Regions from separate parts of the Homo sapiens genome. Here region 1 is linked to region 2. A link is a loop called in an ENCODE intact Hi-C map of the cell type or tissue named here. Cell type or tissue: left ventricle myocardium inferior. All regions are shown on one strand. Each heading gives the region's core, and the rest is flanking DNA. Links, peaks and the distances in the headings are about the cores only. Region 1 overlaps POLR1E (RNA polymerase I subunit E). Region 2 overlaps GRHPR (glyoxylate and hydroxypyruvate reductase).

Region 1 (8,401 bases), core at 402-8,401, 62 kb before region 2:
GTGGTGCCCGCCTGTAATCCCAGCTACTCGGGAGGCTGAGGCAGAATTGCTTGAACCCAGGAGATGGAGGTTGTAGTGAGCCAAGATCATGGGACTGCACTCCAGTCTGGGTGACAGAGCGAGATACTGTCTCAAAAAAAACAAAACAAAAACAAAACAAAAAAACAACAAAAAAAGCATGACTAAGCAAATACAGTCATGTCCCACATTACAGTGTTTTGGTCAATGACAGGCCACATATGTGACAGTGGTCCCATAAGATTTTTTTCACACAGGGTCTTGCTGTCACCGAGGCAGTGGTGCAATCATAGCTCATTGTAACCTTGAACTCCTAGGCTCAAACACTCTTCCTGCTTCAGCCTCCCAAATAGCTGGGAATACAGGCGTGCACCACCCCAGCTAATGTTTTTATTTTTGTGTAGAGACAGTGTCTTGGTATGTTGCCCAGGCTGGTCTCAAACTCCTGCCCTGAAGTGATCCTCTCACCTTGGCCTCTCAAAGTGCTGAGATATAGGCATGACCCACCATGCCCAGCCAGTCCCGTAAGATTATAATATCATAGTTTTACTATTCCTTTTCTGTTTAGATATATTTAGATATACAAATACCATTGTGTTACAATTGCCTATAATATTCAGTATAGTAACATGCTGTATAGGTTTGCAGCCTAGGAACAGCAGCTTATAGCATATAGCCTAGGTGTGTAGTAGGCTATACCATCTAGGTTTATGTAAATATACTCTATGATGTTTGTACAATGACAAAATTGCCTAAGGATACATTTCTCAGAACATATCCCCATCATTAAGCGACACATGACTATACTGAAAAACAGGAGTATAGACTACTGGATGCCCAATCACAGTAACAACAACTAAATACACCTTGTGCCTAAAACCACAGACATCTTCTGGGTTTCCAACTCTGGGTAGGTATGAGGGTGTGACCCGCAAAGGATCCTAGCTACAGGTGACACTGGGTTACCATCAGATTGACTCTCTCCTGTTAGAAATAAGCTGACACAACACAAACCTGCCACAAGCCTTCAAGATACATCTGTGTAACTCATAAGCTCTCTCTATATATACACACACACACGCACACACGTGGCTGATGTTTGTTCTAACAGTCCCTTAAAGTTTTCCTTTTATTTGACCTGGATATTCTACTTTGCCTCATGCAGAATAGAAGTAGCAAATGTTAGCTCTGGAAGGACCCTGAACTATCATATAATCCAACGTGGCCCCAATTTTCAGATGAGAAAATGGGAGATCCAGAGAGAAAAAGGGGCCTGGCAAGTCCCCTCGACATGTCAGCAGTACCAGAATGAATCTCACAGTTGACAGTAAAGACTTGGACAGACATATCCATTTTCTTCTCTCATCAGAACTCATCTAAGAATTACAGACAAATAATATACTGGAAACAATTAGAATAAAATGTTTATCATAGACTTACTTTTCCGCTTAACTACCCTATGAGCTCGAAATTTGATGAGGGTATCCAGAAACCATATGCATCGGGCCTGGCGGTCTCGGCTCTCCACATCTGATGGCAAAGACTTCAACGCTTCTATGACAAAGGTGCAATGGCTAAAACAAGGAAAAGAAAAGGAGGCCTGTGTCAGGGTAAGATGGGCTCTGTCAGGAACTACTTCCCTCTTACAACGAGAACAGCAGGCGCCTCTCACCCCGACGCACTCAACAGCTGATGAAACCCTGGGCAACAAGGCAAGACCCCATCTCTACAAAAACGTAGCCGGCATGGTGGCACATGTGTGTGGTCCCAGCTACTCGGAAGGCTGAGGCGGGAGGATCACTTGAGCCCAGGAGGTCGAGGCTCCAGTGAGCTGTCTGCGCCACTGTACTCCAGCCTAGGTGACAGAGCAAGACCCTGTCTCAGAAACAAAAAAAAACAAACGAACAAAAGCAGCTGATGAAGGGCCAGTACACTCAACACTCCTTATAATAGGAGAACATGGTTCAGTGCAGGGATGAATAAAGGGCTAGACAGTAAATATTTTAGGCTTTGGAGGCCATACAACCTCTGTTGCAACTACTTGACTCTGCCATCGTAGTGCGAAAGCAGGCACAGATATTACTTACGTAAATGAACAGGGCTGTGCTCCAATAAAACTTTATTTATACTTTACTTACTCACAGGCAGCAGGCCAGACTTGGCATGTGGGCTGTAGTTTGCTAACCTCTGACCTCTGTTTTTATAGTCAGGAGCATAGACTCTGTAGTCAGCCTGCCTGGGTTTCAATCCTTTCTCTGCCATTTAATGGTTTAGGCAAGTTTCTTTTTTTGTTTGTTTGTTTGTTTGTTTGAGACTGAGTCTCACTCTGTGGCCCAGGCTGGAGTGCAATGGCGCAATCTTGGCTCACCGCAACCTCCGCTTCCTGGGTTCAAGCGATTCTCCTGCCTCAGTCTCCTGAGTAGCTGGGATTACAGGCATGCACCACCACGCCCAGCTAACTTTGTATTTTTAGTAGAGATGAGGTTTCTCCATGTTGGTCACGCTGGTCTTGAACTCCCGACCTCAGGTGATCTGCCCGACTCAGTCTCCCAAAGTGCTGGGATTACAGGTGTGAGCCACCGTGCCCAGCGGGGCAAGTTTCTTGGTATCTGGTGCCCTGGTTTCTCCATCTATAAATTGGGGCCAATGATAGTACAGGTACTCTCCTCCTGAGCATTTTTTCTGGATTAAGAGATGATGCCAGTAAAGCTCTTAGAACAGTGCTTGGCAAAAATGTTAAGGCTCAGTCAATGCTAACTATTATTTTCAGGCACTGCTCTACTGCTAGCAAGACCCTGGACTCACAGAGATAAAAAGGCTCTTCAAGATCATCTCATAGATGCCTCATTTTACAGATAGAAAAACTGAGGCTTCAAGAAGGGAAGATAAGGGCAGAGTTCGGGGACTCAGTTTTCAGACTCCCCGCTCAGAGTTCGTTCCTGCACCTGCCCCTGAGTCACAATCACATTAAGACAACTATGAACTAGTAATGAGCTCTTTTTTGGAAATAAATCTTTGAAGCAAAAAAAAAAAAAAAAAAAGAAATAATAATAATAATTCCAAGGCACTGGATTTCAATGACCAGTAAAATTTTAAAACAAAAACTGGAGGAACAAACCTCAGATTGACAACTCTTTATCAAAATAAAATTATTAAAAGAAAAAACTCAAAAGCAAAAAAAACTCACTATCATAAAAGAAGCTGTTTTAATGGGAAAGGGGAGGGAGAAGGAAATAATCTCTGAATTATTTAAAATATACAATATTTTAAATACATAAATTTAATGTTAGAAAAGTTTGCCTACCATATCATCACAGAGAAACCATCACTTTGGCCAGCACCCATTCCCAGGCCAGCATTTGGGCCCTGCCAGTGACAATCAGCACCAGCATGACACTGGGTGACACAGGCCAGCTCTAGTTCCCAGCCCCAGAGTAGAAGGCCTCACCACCCTCTGCCCTGTCGCAGGTCCCACGGACTCAGAGACCAGCCCTCTCCCTCGAATGTGACCCACAGCTCCTGAAAGCCCAAACATTCAAGAAAACACTGGCTCATTCATGTCCAATGCTCCAGACACACTTCCTCACTGACTGACGCCCAGAGGACCTGCACAGTGTCTGACTACTGTTGGGTCCCAACAGCACTCCCCAGAATCCCCATCTGCTTAAGTCAGGGTACCTGTTCTCCTCAATCATCTTCAGTATTTCTTCTGACGTGACGTTCCTGAAAGCTTCAGATGGGCTCTGAAGAGCTTCATACTCCGCAGGGGAAAGAACTAGTTACAGGTCAAGAATATAATCCAACCAAAATAGAAACATCCAACTAGCTAGGTCATCTCATAGCAGTGGCATTTCACAGACAGGGAAACAGGCTCAGAGAGCCAAAGATCACACAGGGCAGATCACATAGGGGCAGAGCTTGGTGACTCAGTTCTCCGACTCCCAGCCCAGAGCCCATTCCCTGCCCAGGCTTTTCTGCTTTTTCTCATCACAAAGCCACTGCAGGCATTTTCCTTCTGACCGGACCCCTTGGGTGGTGAAATTCTAAGCTCCAACCCTTCCTTCAACAAAAGTGGTCTGCCCTAGACTTTGGGCATTTGGCTGGTTCAACTCTTATTTTGACTCTCCATGGAGAGTGAGCCCCACAGGTCTAAGCTGTGGGCATTTGGCATTTTGCTGAGGAATGGATTTGAATCCCAGGGGCCGGTCCCTCAGCTAGTGAGGAAGCCAAGTTAACCTCCTGGCAAGAGCACTGAGCAACTGCAAAGGTTTGGATGGAGCTCTTGTGAATGTCACAGAACACAGACACCCTCAGAGAACCTGACTGCACACACGTGCAAACATCTCAACTTGTGAAATAAGGCAGCTTTTCTACTGCAAGAAGGATACGATCTTCAAATTTATACACGTCTTCAGGCTTGGCTGCATCATCATAGCAGGGAGGAAGGTAGAGGGAGTCATCTTGCAAGTCATTGTGGATAGCATCGCTGACCAGAGCTTTTCAATAAAGAAACAATCCATGTATCACCCTGTTTGTTTCCAGTTCCCCAACATTCTTTTCAGTCTGTGCACTTCAGACCACCAATGGTCCAGAAACCCCAAGTCTAAATGCTTCTGCCAAAGTGACCTCGCCTCCCCATCAGGCTGACTGCTTCAGGACTGCCATGTTCACTCATGAACAAACACAAGCTAGGCACTGGAGAAGGTGGAGGTGACAAGATTCCCCTCAGGTAACTTACAATAGAGTTGGGATTGACAGCTGTGCTAATACATAAACATTTACAATATAAAATGAGAGAAACTAAAAGTGAGGGACGTCCAAAATAGCCTTTAATGGCTTAACTTCTAGAAAAACTTGCCACACATTGTAGGTGGAACAAAACTTTCAGAATATAACACTGTAACTGCCCCACAAGAATAACTCCGCAGCCAGGTGTGGTGGCTCACACCTGTAACCTCAACATTTTGGAAGGCCAAGGCGGGAGGATGGCTTGAGCCCAGAAGTTTGAGACCAGCCCAGGCAACATGGCAAGACCCTGTCTCTCCAAAAAACTAAAAAAATTAGCTGAGCATGGTGGCACACATCTGTGATCCCAGCCACTTGGGAGGCTGAAGTAGGAGGATCACTTGAGCCCAGGAGGTTATGGCTGCAGTGAGCCATGTCTGCACCACTGCACTCTAGTCTGGGTGATAGAGCAAGACCCCATCTCCAATCAATCAATAAATAAATTTGTGAAAGTGTTGAAATCTATATAATCATAGGGTATGGAAAGATTTTCCAAAAATTACTAGAATTTCATTCTTAATAGAAAAACTGCTCTGCCCAGGGCACAGTGGTGTGCGCCTATAATCCTAGCTACCTGGGAGGCTGAGGCGGGAGGACTGCTTGAAGCCAAGGGTTCAAGATCAGCCTGGGCAACATAGCAAGACCTCATCTCCAAAATCGGTAAAAAGAAAAGCTACTCTTACACAAACTTGCTCTTATGTTCTTATAATGTATTTGAACAATAAATACATTTTAAAATAATACAATTAAATACTCCAGCTGCTGAATACCGGAAACAGAGCCACTGATCCCAAAGTGAAATGCCACCTCTGGAGGCTCATTTCCATCAACACATCAGCCTTTTTGACCAAAGCTTCCCTGCAACGCACAAGGAGAGACCTGAGGCCTTCTCCCTCCTCTGTGCCCTGCAGGCCATAACCCCAGCACCATAAGCACGGCAGGCATGTATCCATTCCATGCCTGTCCCTGTACTTGACTGTGGATCACTAGAAGACAAAGCCATGTCGGATGTTTCTTACTACTTCCAGAACCTGTCCGTGAGAAGGCCTTCAGCAAGAGGCTGAAAGGAATCCAGCCCTAGCTCCCAGCATTCCATGTGTGGGTGGGTAAAAGATCTCAAGAGAAGAGAAAGCTGTCATTATGGGCAGACTCTTAGCCCAAGTTCCAACTTCTTACCAGTCACACCCTTCGTATCAATGATAGTCTCTGCAGCTTTAGCCACTGCACGATTCAAAGATTCATTGCCAACTCTGTTCATTCTCCTGGTGTTCAGAGCTCGCTTCTGTTTGGTGGTACCAAAGGCTTCAATACAAGAATCCATCTGTTTATGAGATAAACCTGGTTACTGGGGACAGGACAGGTAGGTGCTGCCCCTCCTAGCTGTGTCACTATGGGGATACTCTCAGCATCCCAGAGTGATCACTACCTCACCTGTGAATAAGGCTGAATCGCACCTATTTACCTCACAGGACTGCTGTAAGCACCAAATGATATTAACAGATTGATCAATCAACAGCATCTCCATCAGTAAGATATAAAGACTTGACTAGGATTAGGGCTGGCAAATCTGTAGCACATGGCTTACCATTCTCCCATCCTATGCCCGTAACAGACAGGAATAGTAGAATGGTAATTCTCCCATCTTACACCCGTAACAGACAGGGCTAATAGATCACTGACTCCTTCCCCCTGAAGCAAAAAGTAGCCTCACAACCCTTCTCAATACAGTGCTCCACACAGCACCAAAGATTCAATCAGTTTGTCATCTTGGGGTGAGATGACCTTTGTAGGGACCTTCTACATTGAAAATCCCCAAGTTTACTTTGTTTTAACGTGAATGTTTTCAGGCTACAACCAATATATTCTAAAACTTGGACTAAATCCTAAAAACAAGCATTATGCTACACTTGTATCAGCCCAGAGAACCGACTCCAAACATTGGCACAGAGCTGTGTTCAGCTGCCCCAGATGGGAGCCAGACTGTTCTCTGTGGGACCAAGGAGGCTTCTGCAGGTACAAACTAATTGTCCAGAGAAACAGACTGAATGAGCGGGGAGCAGCCAGGGAGACCCTTGAGTTCAACAAGCTCATTTCACTGATGGAGAAACCCGAGGTGTAGAAGGAACTTGCTTAAGGTCCCACATCTTAATTCTATCACACTCACCTTTTCTCTGTAAGTTTTGGTCTGACTCTCTAGCGCCAGTTCACTCTCAACTGATACATCTATCAAAACACACAAAAACAGAGAGAAAGAAAAGTCAATTGGGAGGCCTACAAATAGTAATAGTGTTTAATATTCATTTGTCTATCTAAGAATAATAGATTTCTTTACTATAGGACTTCCCTGAGCCTAACATGAGTGTATACTGTGAATATTTAATATGCAGCTTTAGTATACAGTTAAAGAACTTGGAAAATAAATTAGCCAAATCAAGCGGTCATCCAGCCCAACCTCTTCATTTTAGAAATTAAAAAACAGAAGGCCCACAGATGAAATTACTTGCCCCAGGTCAGTTCACCAGGTAGTGGCAGAGACAGGATTAGAAAACAAGTCCTTGGCTCTTTCCAGAAAATAATTTTGCTTTCTTGGTGAAAGACCTAAAAGCAGGCATAAACATGAGGTATGTGGTACTTACCGATGCTCTCCAATCATCTACAAAGTACTCAAATAAGGGCAGTATAACTTAGTACACAACAGTACAAGCTCTGGAGTGGCCTTGCCTGTTATCTCAGCCATCACCCCTGATAAGGTCATCTAACCTCTGTGCCAGTTTCATCACTGGTAAAAAAAGAACAACAGTACTTACTCCAGAAGGTTGGTATATGCATGGAAAGTGCTTAGAACAGTGACTAGCATATAGTAAGGACTTAAATGTTATCTCTGTGTGTGTGCTACCTAGAATAAACTCATATTTACAAACTTCTTACATATAACAACAAAAATATGTTTAATCAACACGTTAAATTACAATTTTCCTTGCCTCCCTGGATTTTACAAGAACAGTTGGAAGATGATTTAAATATAGTTATATATGTTTGCAAAGCAGGGGGACACCTAGGAAATTCACAGATGGGTGTCCGGACTCAAGAGACCTTTAAAATTACGTGTAAAATTTGGCTAGGCACGGTGGCTCACACCTGTAATACTAGCACTTTGAGAGACCAAGGTGGGTGAATCACTTGAGGCCACGAGTTTGAGACCAGCCTGGCCAACATGGTGAAACCCCATCTCTACTAAAAATACAAAAATTAGCCGAGTGTGGTAGCGCACACCTATAACCCCAGCTACTCAAGAGGCTGAGGCAGGAAAATCGCTAGAACCCGGGAGGCAGAGTCTTCTGTGAGCCCAGATTGCACCACTACACTCCAGCCTGGGTGACAAAGCGAGACTGGGTCTCAAAAAAAAAAAAAAATTATGTATAAAATCCCATATTAAAAAAAATCCCATATATATGTATTTGTGTATCATATATGTTTCTCAGAAGTAGGTCCAGGTCCTTAGCAGATTCTCAAAAGGGATGGAAGCACTGCTTTGAGAGAATAAAACTGGAACTAATGCCTCTGAGGTATCAGGCAGATTCACAATGCTCCCAATGTT
Region 2 (8,403 bases), core at 209-8,208:
TTGAGCACAGAGCAAGGCATTGGCAATGGCAGTGCTGTGGCCTGACCTTGGAGAGAAGTGGGTAAGGTGGTGATTAAAAAAAAAAAAAATCCACCTGGGGGCAGGGAGGGGCTGGGGGGACAGAATGGGCAAAGGGAACAATATGTGTAGGTGCTGAAACTAATTTTAAAATTAAACCCACCTACCTCTAATCGTTCTGACCAAAATAAGAGTTACGTCCTTACCTAGTTCTCATTTCTTCCAGTTAACTCCTTTTCTGGAAGTGCTCCTTAATTTTCCTGATGGTCTAGGTATCAAGATTCAAGTGCCATGGTCACAACTGGGTTCTGTTTGTCCCGTCCTTGGTGAGGGACAAGTGAAGGAATCTGGGCAGAGAAGATGAGGGGTAAGGTGGTTTGGACACGTTCCAATAAGGAAAATGCCCAGGGCTGAGGGCTGGGGTGGGAAGCAGAGCCAGGCAGATCATTGGATGCTGTGACTTTGAAACATGCTCTTTGTATTTTTAAAGTTTTTTTTGAAACGGTGTCTTGCTACATTGCCCAGGTTAAGTGTAGTGGTGATTTAAAGAGTGATCATAGCACACTGCAGGAAACGGTATCTTGCTACATTGCCCAGGTTAAGTGTAGTGGCGATTTAAAAAGAGTGGTTATAGCACACTGCAGCCTTGAACTGGCCTCAAAGGATCCTTCCCGCTCAGCCTCCTGAGTTGCTGGGACTATAGGGGTGCGTCACCATGCCCAGCCATATCCACTTGTTAGCTTCCCCATTTACAGGCCAAGACGGTCTCTCAGAGAATTATTTAATAATAGAATTACCATACTTTTGGCGCAAATGTGTCCAACACCAATGTGACAAGTACATATATCAGAATCACTCTTTCCTCAGAGAATCACACCTTCCCTTGGCTCTGCCTGTGGATCCAAATCAAGCCTGGGTGTGTCTGACAATACCAGGGCACGGTTTGCTTCCCGGCCCTCCATCTCTACTGTTTGGCTACAGCTTGAGTTCACTAGGCATCGGCTCCCCTCTCAGGCCAGCCAGCAAGTTGTTAGCTGCCAACAAGGACATGGTGTTGCGGGTTCTGTGGGTGGCACTGCCAATGTGGGGCAGAATCACTGGAAAGGAGAGAGAGAGAGAGAGGGAGATAAGAAGGGTGGTTCAGCAGCCTTCAGCTGGGCTGTTTTCATGGCTTGGGTTTGCCGGTAAGAAGAATAAAGAGAGACTACCTCATGGTTCCATGCTTTGCCTTCTCTCCCACCTTCACTAAGCTTGACACTCCCCCAGAGCTGAGGTTCAGACTAACAGAGTGAAGGGCCTCCAGGCTACTAAAACCCAGTCACAATGTGATGAAAGATTTGTATTCTAGGGCTGGGCGCAGTGGCTCATGCCTGTAATCCCAGCACTTTGAGAGGCCAAGGCAGGCAGATAACTTGAGCTGAGGAGTTTGAGACCAGCCTGGGCAACATGGCAAAACCCCGTCTCTACAAAAAATACAAAAATTTAGCCAGGCGTAGTGGCCCACACCTATAGTCCCCGCTACTTGGGAGGTTGAGGCAGAAGGATTGTTTGGGCCTGGGAGGCAGAGGTTGCAATAAGCTGAGATTGCACCATTGCACTCTAGCCTGGATGACAGAGGGAGACTCTGTCTCAAACAAAAAAATGGTGAACGCATAGGAGTTTAGCACTGGCCACCTGTACCATGTGCCCTTGAAAATGATGCCACATGACCACAAGGTTTCTGATCTACAGAAATAACTCCAAAATGAAATGCTGAACAGCACAGTTATCTCTGATCCCACCCCAGAGCAAGTGAACTTACTTGCCCCCAAAGAACCGTCAGCTGGGTGCAGTGGCATATTCCTGTAGTCCCACCTACTCCAGATGCCGAGATGCAAGGTTCGCTTGAGCCCAAGAGTTCGAGGCCAGCCTGGACCACATAGCGAGACATCATCTTTACCAAATAAACCCCATAAAACTGCTTTTGGGTTTTTTCCAGGTAGAAATCATGTTTCCTTTTAATTGAGTACATTTTCTTCTTTAAATTTTATCATTATTGTAATAGGGTCTTTGTTGCCCAGGCTGGTCTTGAACTCCTGGCCTCAAGTGATTCTCCTGTCTTAGCCTCCCAAAGGGCTGCGATTACAGGTGTGAGCCACTGCGCCCAGCCATAATTCAGTACTTAATTCACAGAGTTTCTTCTCCTCTCTGGTAACAATTAGGTCCCCTCCTCTCAAGAACATTGCATCTGATCAAACTGAGAGCCAGCATGAACATGGACCCCAAACCAGAGCTTTCAGAATAACAATGAACAGCAAAAACCAGCCTTTCCCTACACTTAGGAAGGGACTGTGAATGGCAGGGTCCAAATTTTCACCATCCAAATAGAAAACCCGGAGCTGAATGCCAACATGGAAACCAAAATATGTCAGGAATGAAGTATAGTACCCCTTTACATACTCAAGGTCAGGATAGGTTTGGAGAAATTTGCATCTGACTATTTGGCCTCTTCTAGTAGAGAAGAGTTTTTGAGACAGGGTCTTGCTTTGTTGCCCAGGCTGGAGTGCCATGGCATAGTCAGCTTACTACAGCCTCAACCTCCTAGGCTCAAGTGATCCTCCCACTTCAGCCTCCTGAGCAGCTAGGACTAGAGGTACATACCATTACACATGGCTAATTTTTTATTTTTTATAGGGATGGGGTTTCACTATGTTGCCCAGGCTAGATTCGAACTCTTGGTCTTAGGTGATCCTCCCGCCTTGGCCTCCTAAAGTGCTGGGATTATAGGCGTGAGCCACCCTAATCAGCCCCACCCCAACGTTTCAGACATATAATGAATCAGAATAAATCCGCTCACTCACAAGAAACATTCCTGGATAATGGTTTTTGGTTGCTGAGATTGAGTAGCACATTATTTCAAAGTGGCAAAATTCAGGGCCATCTAGGAGAATTCAAAAGTGGTGGCTATATTTGCCGACAGGTTTACACAGGACACATATAAAACAACCCCCATTTTTTTAGCGTATATGTCAAGAGGCCAAGACCCCGATCATCAAAATATGTTATTTCGTACATTACAGTTTACAGGACAACAGAGGGAAAGACACTTTGTTGGAGGGTGACTAAATGGCATTTTGCAAAAGGTCCGTGTCACTCTGAAGGGGTGGAAGGACTGGAGTCCTATGGCCTTCATTAACTTGACCCCTCCTCCTCTTTGGTTGCAGTGGCCTCAGTGGGAGCTGCTACTTCTACATGTTCTGCGGGCTTTTCCTCTACCTCTGCCTCACCTTCTTGGGGACAAAGATCTGGGTATTTCTGCATGCATTCCTGCATGGCCCCAATTGGTCTACACAGTCTGACCCCTTGACATTCTCCATACTATAGTGGAAGCAGGAAAAGTCCAGCTTGAATTGTTCCCCACAGGGGCCGCTGGCCCTTCCCCCAAGGCACAGGCAGTTCCAGTTAATGTCTCCATTTGGCAGCCTCAATCCGTGCTCCCCCCATAGGGATCACTGGGGTCATCAGCTGTGTTGCTTGGAGCTGCATGGTCTTTTTACATCACAAATGATTGCATCCTTCCCTTCCTGCTGGCAGTAGGACATGGCTGCAGCCCAGTGCTTAGATTTTGTAGAAGCAGCGGTGGCGGCTGCAGCTTCATGCCCTGACTGCCCTCTCCTCAGACCAAGACCTGCCTTTTGAAGCAGTCCCCAGGCCGTGAGCTGAATTCCAGGACCTAGGGTGGGGGTGGGAGGGCAGTTTTCCTGGCTGTGGGCGACAGCCCTGACATCACACCCAGTGCTCCTTGCAGGCTGGGGTGGGGGAGGGACGGGAGAGTTTCCAAGGGCTGCAATAATGGGAGCATTCACTGGGGAAGGCAGCTGAAGACCTTTTGTTTAGGTTTCCATTCCAGAATCCAAATTAAGGGCAGAGACTGGCCCGGACAACCTAAGGCCCTGATCACTCTTAGTCTGGAGGCATAAACTCCACCAGCTACCTGAACAGATCTTAATATAAAGAATCATTAACTACGCATCAAGTTGTTAACTCACTGAGCAGGTAACAAAAACCCAAACCACAAAGTGTGGTCCCTGGACCAGCAGCATCAGTGGCATCTGGGAGCCGTGAGGAGCACACTCTGTCAGACCCCACCCCAGACCTGCTGAAATAGAAACTCTCGGGATGGGGCTAGCAACCTGTGTTTGATCAGTCACTCCTCCAGGTGATTCTGACGAACTCAAAAGTATGAGAATTGGCCGGACACTCATGCCTGTAATCCCAGCACTTTGGGAGGCAGAGGCAGGTGGACCATCTGAGGTCAGGAATTCGAGACCAGCCTGGCCAACATGGACAAACCCCATCTCTACTAAAAATACAAAAATTGGCTGGGCCTGGTGGTACACGCCTGTAATCCCAGCTACTCGGGAAGCTGAGGCAGGAGAATCGCTTGAACCCAGGAGGCAGGGGTTGCAGTGAGTTCAGATTGCACCACTGCACTCCAGCCTGGGCGACAGAGCGAGACTCTGTCTCAAAAAAAAAAAAAAAAAAAAAAATGTGAGAACCACTGCACTGTGGTAGCACAGAGGTAGCAACTGCCAGAGGCACTTCTGGTGCTGCAACTCAGACTTCGGTGGCACGGGCACTGACTGGCTGTTGCTCTTGTCTCTGAGCAGGGCTCAATGGGGCTGGTTCACCAAGTGTTGGAAAAACTGCAAACTGGATTCCCCAGCCACTATGGGAAGGAACTGGTGCTGCTAGATGAAGAAGTGCTGCTGCCACTCCCCCAAAGACAGGAAGGGAGGGCAGGAGGGAGCAGGCCCTTCCACACCCACGCTGACAAGGCCTGCCAGTGCAGCTGGCACAGCAGAAATGGGGTGTGCAGAGGCCTGGCCCCAGCCCCACAAAGCAGAAGAGAGAAGGGGGCTTTGTTGTGAAACAACAGCTTGAAAAACTGGCACGAGTTATATTGGCATTGTCATTACACTTTTAATTTTTCACAGCTAAACTGGTAATAGCAATTTATAGTAACAGGTTTTACACGAGTCACTGTGGTGTAACACATGGAGACATGTAGTCAGCCCACTTTGTTGTTGTTGTTGTTTTGGAGATGGAGTCTCACTCTGCCACCCAGGCTGGAGTGCAGTGGCACAATCTCGGCCTACTGCAACCTGTGCCTCCTGGGTTCAAGCGATTCTTCTGCCTCAGCCTCCCAAACAGCTGGGACTATAGGCATGCACCACCATACCTGGCTAATTTTTGTATTTTTAGTAGAGATGGGGTTTCACCATATCGGCCAGGTTGGTCTCGAACCCCTGACCTCGTGATCCACCCACCTCAGCCTCCCAAAGTGCTGGGATTACAGGCATGAGCCACCACGCCTGGCCCACTCTTTTTTTTTAAACAAATCCACTCACACCTACATTCTGTTCCTTTAGGGACAGAGACCCAGCAGAGCATGCGCAAGAGGACTGCTCCTGTCATACACCCATGTCACTGACAACATAAACATTTACGATCCCTGGTGTGTCCCTTTGGGTTCAACACCTGCTCACACTAGCTCCACACCCGGCCCCTTGGGACCCCCTCAAAAACACTGGTCCTGCAGGGCAGCAGGGAGTTTGCATCAGAAAGTGCAGTTCTTACCACAGTTCTTCAGGGTCAGGAGAGGGTGGTTTGTAGGCAGTGGTTCTGGGCTCGTCACATCCAGTCCAGCAGCTGCAATCTTACCACTGGCCAAGGCCTGGTACAGGTCGTCCTGGTTTACGACGTCGCCCCTGGGAATGACAGTGGTGACATGGGTACCCCGAAGATCCCTCCGCCCAGGCCACCTTTGAGGCAGAACAACCTACAGAATGAATTTTTCCACTCACTTGGCACTGACTTTTAAAGCAGTAAGTCTTAGGTATACTTACAGTATGTCTGTAAGTCTTATATACTCAGAGAACTCCAGCCCTGCCTCCTTCTAGCTGTGTGACCTTGGGCAAGTGTCTCAAATTCTCTGTGCCTCGAATTATCTGTGTCTCAAATTATCTACTCTGTGAGATAAGGAGAATACCACCTAACTCCCAGGCATGTTGGGAGGATTAAAGCTTTCTTACATGCTCTACTGCATGAACAGGGCCCAGAAGGGCATCTGTGTTAGGCCCCATCCAAGTGTTTCTGATCTGGTTGACCCCCAGACCCCCACTGAGAAGCACCACAGTGTGCTATCAGGTACCTGTCTAAACCAGGGCAGAGGAACGAGCACACCCCTAACCACAGCCATCAAAGGGAGCGGCGACTGAAGGCAAGAAGTCATCTTCTAGAGACTGTATATTGTGCACTAAGTAATACTTGTGCACTAATGAGTAATACACGGTCCTGGGCTGTCCTGGGTACATGCAGGCACCCAGTACACGGCAGCTGTGACTGCTGCCAGCCAGCAGTGCGAGCCCTGTGGTCCTGCATGTTTCACTCTTCCATTCCCAGGTCACCTGTTTTGTAGCTAAATGTTGGTAATTACAGGTACCTTTGGGGTGGACGAGTCCTCAGGATGACCTCACCCAATCCCCCTTCCCCTAAACTGATGTAAACAGGCTCAAGGGGCACCAGCTAGGAAGGGCTTGGAGTGGCAGAGAAGGAAGGTCTGACCTCCATACATGCCCAGTGGCCTGAAGGCACCCCTAGGGACAGTGTGAGGAGCTACGACCACGTGAGTTTTAGGGTCTGTCCGCCCAGGAGCATAAGGTTCAAAGTATCACTGAACCACAGCCAGACAAAGCCAGGCTCAGCAGTGTGGGAGGCGGCCTCCAGAGGGCCCTTCAGATCCTCAAGTCCAGCCCTTTGTGGTGGAGGATAATGGGCCTGCAGAGGCTCCCTGGGAACACTCCCTGAAGCCACGCTGCTGTGTGCCAGGCCCCGCCGGGTGGGGGCCACTGCTGAGAAGCAGACAGGCCAGGCCCACTCTGACGGCTCTTCTTCCCTGTACGGAGGTCTCGTGTATTCCCACGAATTTCTGAGTTGGTTGTTTGGTTTATGGAAACCAGCAAGCTCAGCCTGGGGTCTCACCAACAACCCACGGGGAAGAAAATCTCCAGATGGCAGCAGTGGGGATGGCTCCTCTCCAGGCTTGCTGGGTAAGGTGGCCCTAGGATACCTGCTGATGTTGATGAACACAGCTGTTTCCTTCATCTTCTGGAAGAAGTCCTTGTTGCAGAGTCCCTCGGTTGCAGGTGTTAAGGAGCAGGCCACGACGATGAAATCAGATTGGGCAGCCAGCTCAGGGGTAGACACTGAGGGAGGGCAGGACTCCATCAGGCACTGAGTCCCAGGCTAGGGACAACCAGATGGCGGGAGACCAGCCCCTTGCTCCCGACTCCCTAACAGAAACTCCCAAGATGCTTCCTGAAGGCCGAGTCTCTACCTGGACAACTCTCATGAGTGCACAAAGTCAAATCACACACAGTGGGATCTGGACCACTCTGGCTTTAACTACCTTCAGGGCCCAAAGTGCCCAGGGGCGTGGGGAATGCTTGAGATCCAGCCTGCCATCTGCTCACCAGGCTGTGGACCCGCCAGGTGCTGGATCCGCCTGGACTAAGGGGCGCACACAAAGGCTAGGGTAGTGCTTGCCAGTTTATGAAGGAAAAGACAGTGAAAGTGCCCAGCCCTTCCTCACACCCACCACCATCCCCGCTGCTCCGCCCACAATGGGGAATGGTAACAAAGGACTCTGAAAGACGGGAGCCCTGGACTGCTCTGCTGGCTCGGAGAGGACCTGGGTAAGTCCCTGTGCTCCCTGAGTGGGCCAGTGTCCAGGGGCAGGTAGATTAAACATCTACCAGACAGCAGCCCCTGGACATGCCTGGAGCTCCTGCCCTCTGCCTGAAAATGCCACCATTGAGAGAAAATACAGCCTCTCAACTGGGCACAGATAGGCTCCTGTGGAAATCAAGGCTTCACTTACCAAACTCTGCCTGGAATTCTGCTGCTTCCTCAGGCCTGGGCTGGCGCCCTGTGTACAGAAATCTCTGGACACCGAATGGTTTCAGACGCCGAGCAATGGCCTGGCCTAGAGCAAGGAGAGTCCATGTCTCGTTCCCAGTCCCGCAAAGGGTAGGGACACCACCCAGCATTTCTGGAACAGCGGCCCTCAGGGCAGACCCTTTTCATCAGCACAGCCCGAGTTGCCTGCTCCTGTCTCCTCCAAAGCGGGTGGGGGGCTGGCTGCCCCACTGTAACTAGCCCCCAGCCAGCCCACACTGCCCCAGGGATCTGGAGACAGCACCTCAGCTCCCCTGAGGCTGTGACTGGCTGATGCTGTCCTCACATGGTCCAAGCCATCTGGAAAGCCACTCAGGTTTTTCCTAACCTCTGAGAACTGGAGAGGTTTTCACAAGGGAGACACCTGGTCAAGCAGTCCCCTCCTTT

What was found. A loop is a pair of places that touch in the nucleus more often than their neighbours do. Peaks named below come from ENCODE experiments on the same cell type or tissue, not always from the same donor. Only the 100,000 strongest peaks of a DNase experiment are listed, where the experiment ranks them.
Region 1: it touches region 2 in a loop (7-fold over the local background); 19 of 110 quality-filtered maps call a loop at or near these places.

The regions. Positions count from the first base shown.
Region 1 is chr9:37,491,282-37,499,682 of GRCh38, reverse strand. POLR1E (RNA polymerase I subunit E) reads right to left here. Exons shown (of 12, transcript NM_022490.4): 5 at 6,968-7,026; 6 at 5,980-6,124; 7 at 4,407-4,514; 8 at 3,697-3,793; 9 at 1,459-1,592. Among named protein-coding and RNA genes, the nearest start is that of POLR1E, 9.5 kb to the right of the region's middle. In left ventricle myocardium inferior, for the core only: no CTCF peak of the experiment used is centred there; no DNase peak of the experiment used is centred there.
Region 2 is chr9:37,429,373-37,437,775 of GRCh38, reverse strand. It overlaps GRHPR (glyoxylate and hydroxypyruvate reductase), which reads right to left. Exons shown (of 9, transcript NM_012203.2): 6 at 7,940-8,044; 7 at 7,130-7,265; 8 at 5,638-5,768; 9 at 786-1,115. The coding sequence ends at 994. It also overlaps the pseudogene CHCHD4P3. Among named protein-coding and RNA genes, the nearest start is that of GRHPR, 11 kb to the right of the region's middle. RefSeq lists an enhancer at 2,736-3,374. In left ventricle myocardium inferior, for the core only: no CTCF peak of the experiment used is centred there; DNase peaks (open chromatin) are centred at 1,046, 3,492 and 3,737; H3K27ac peaks cover 3,989 bases.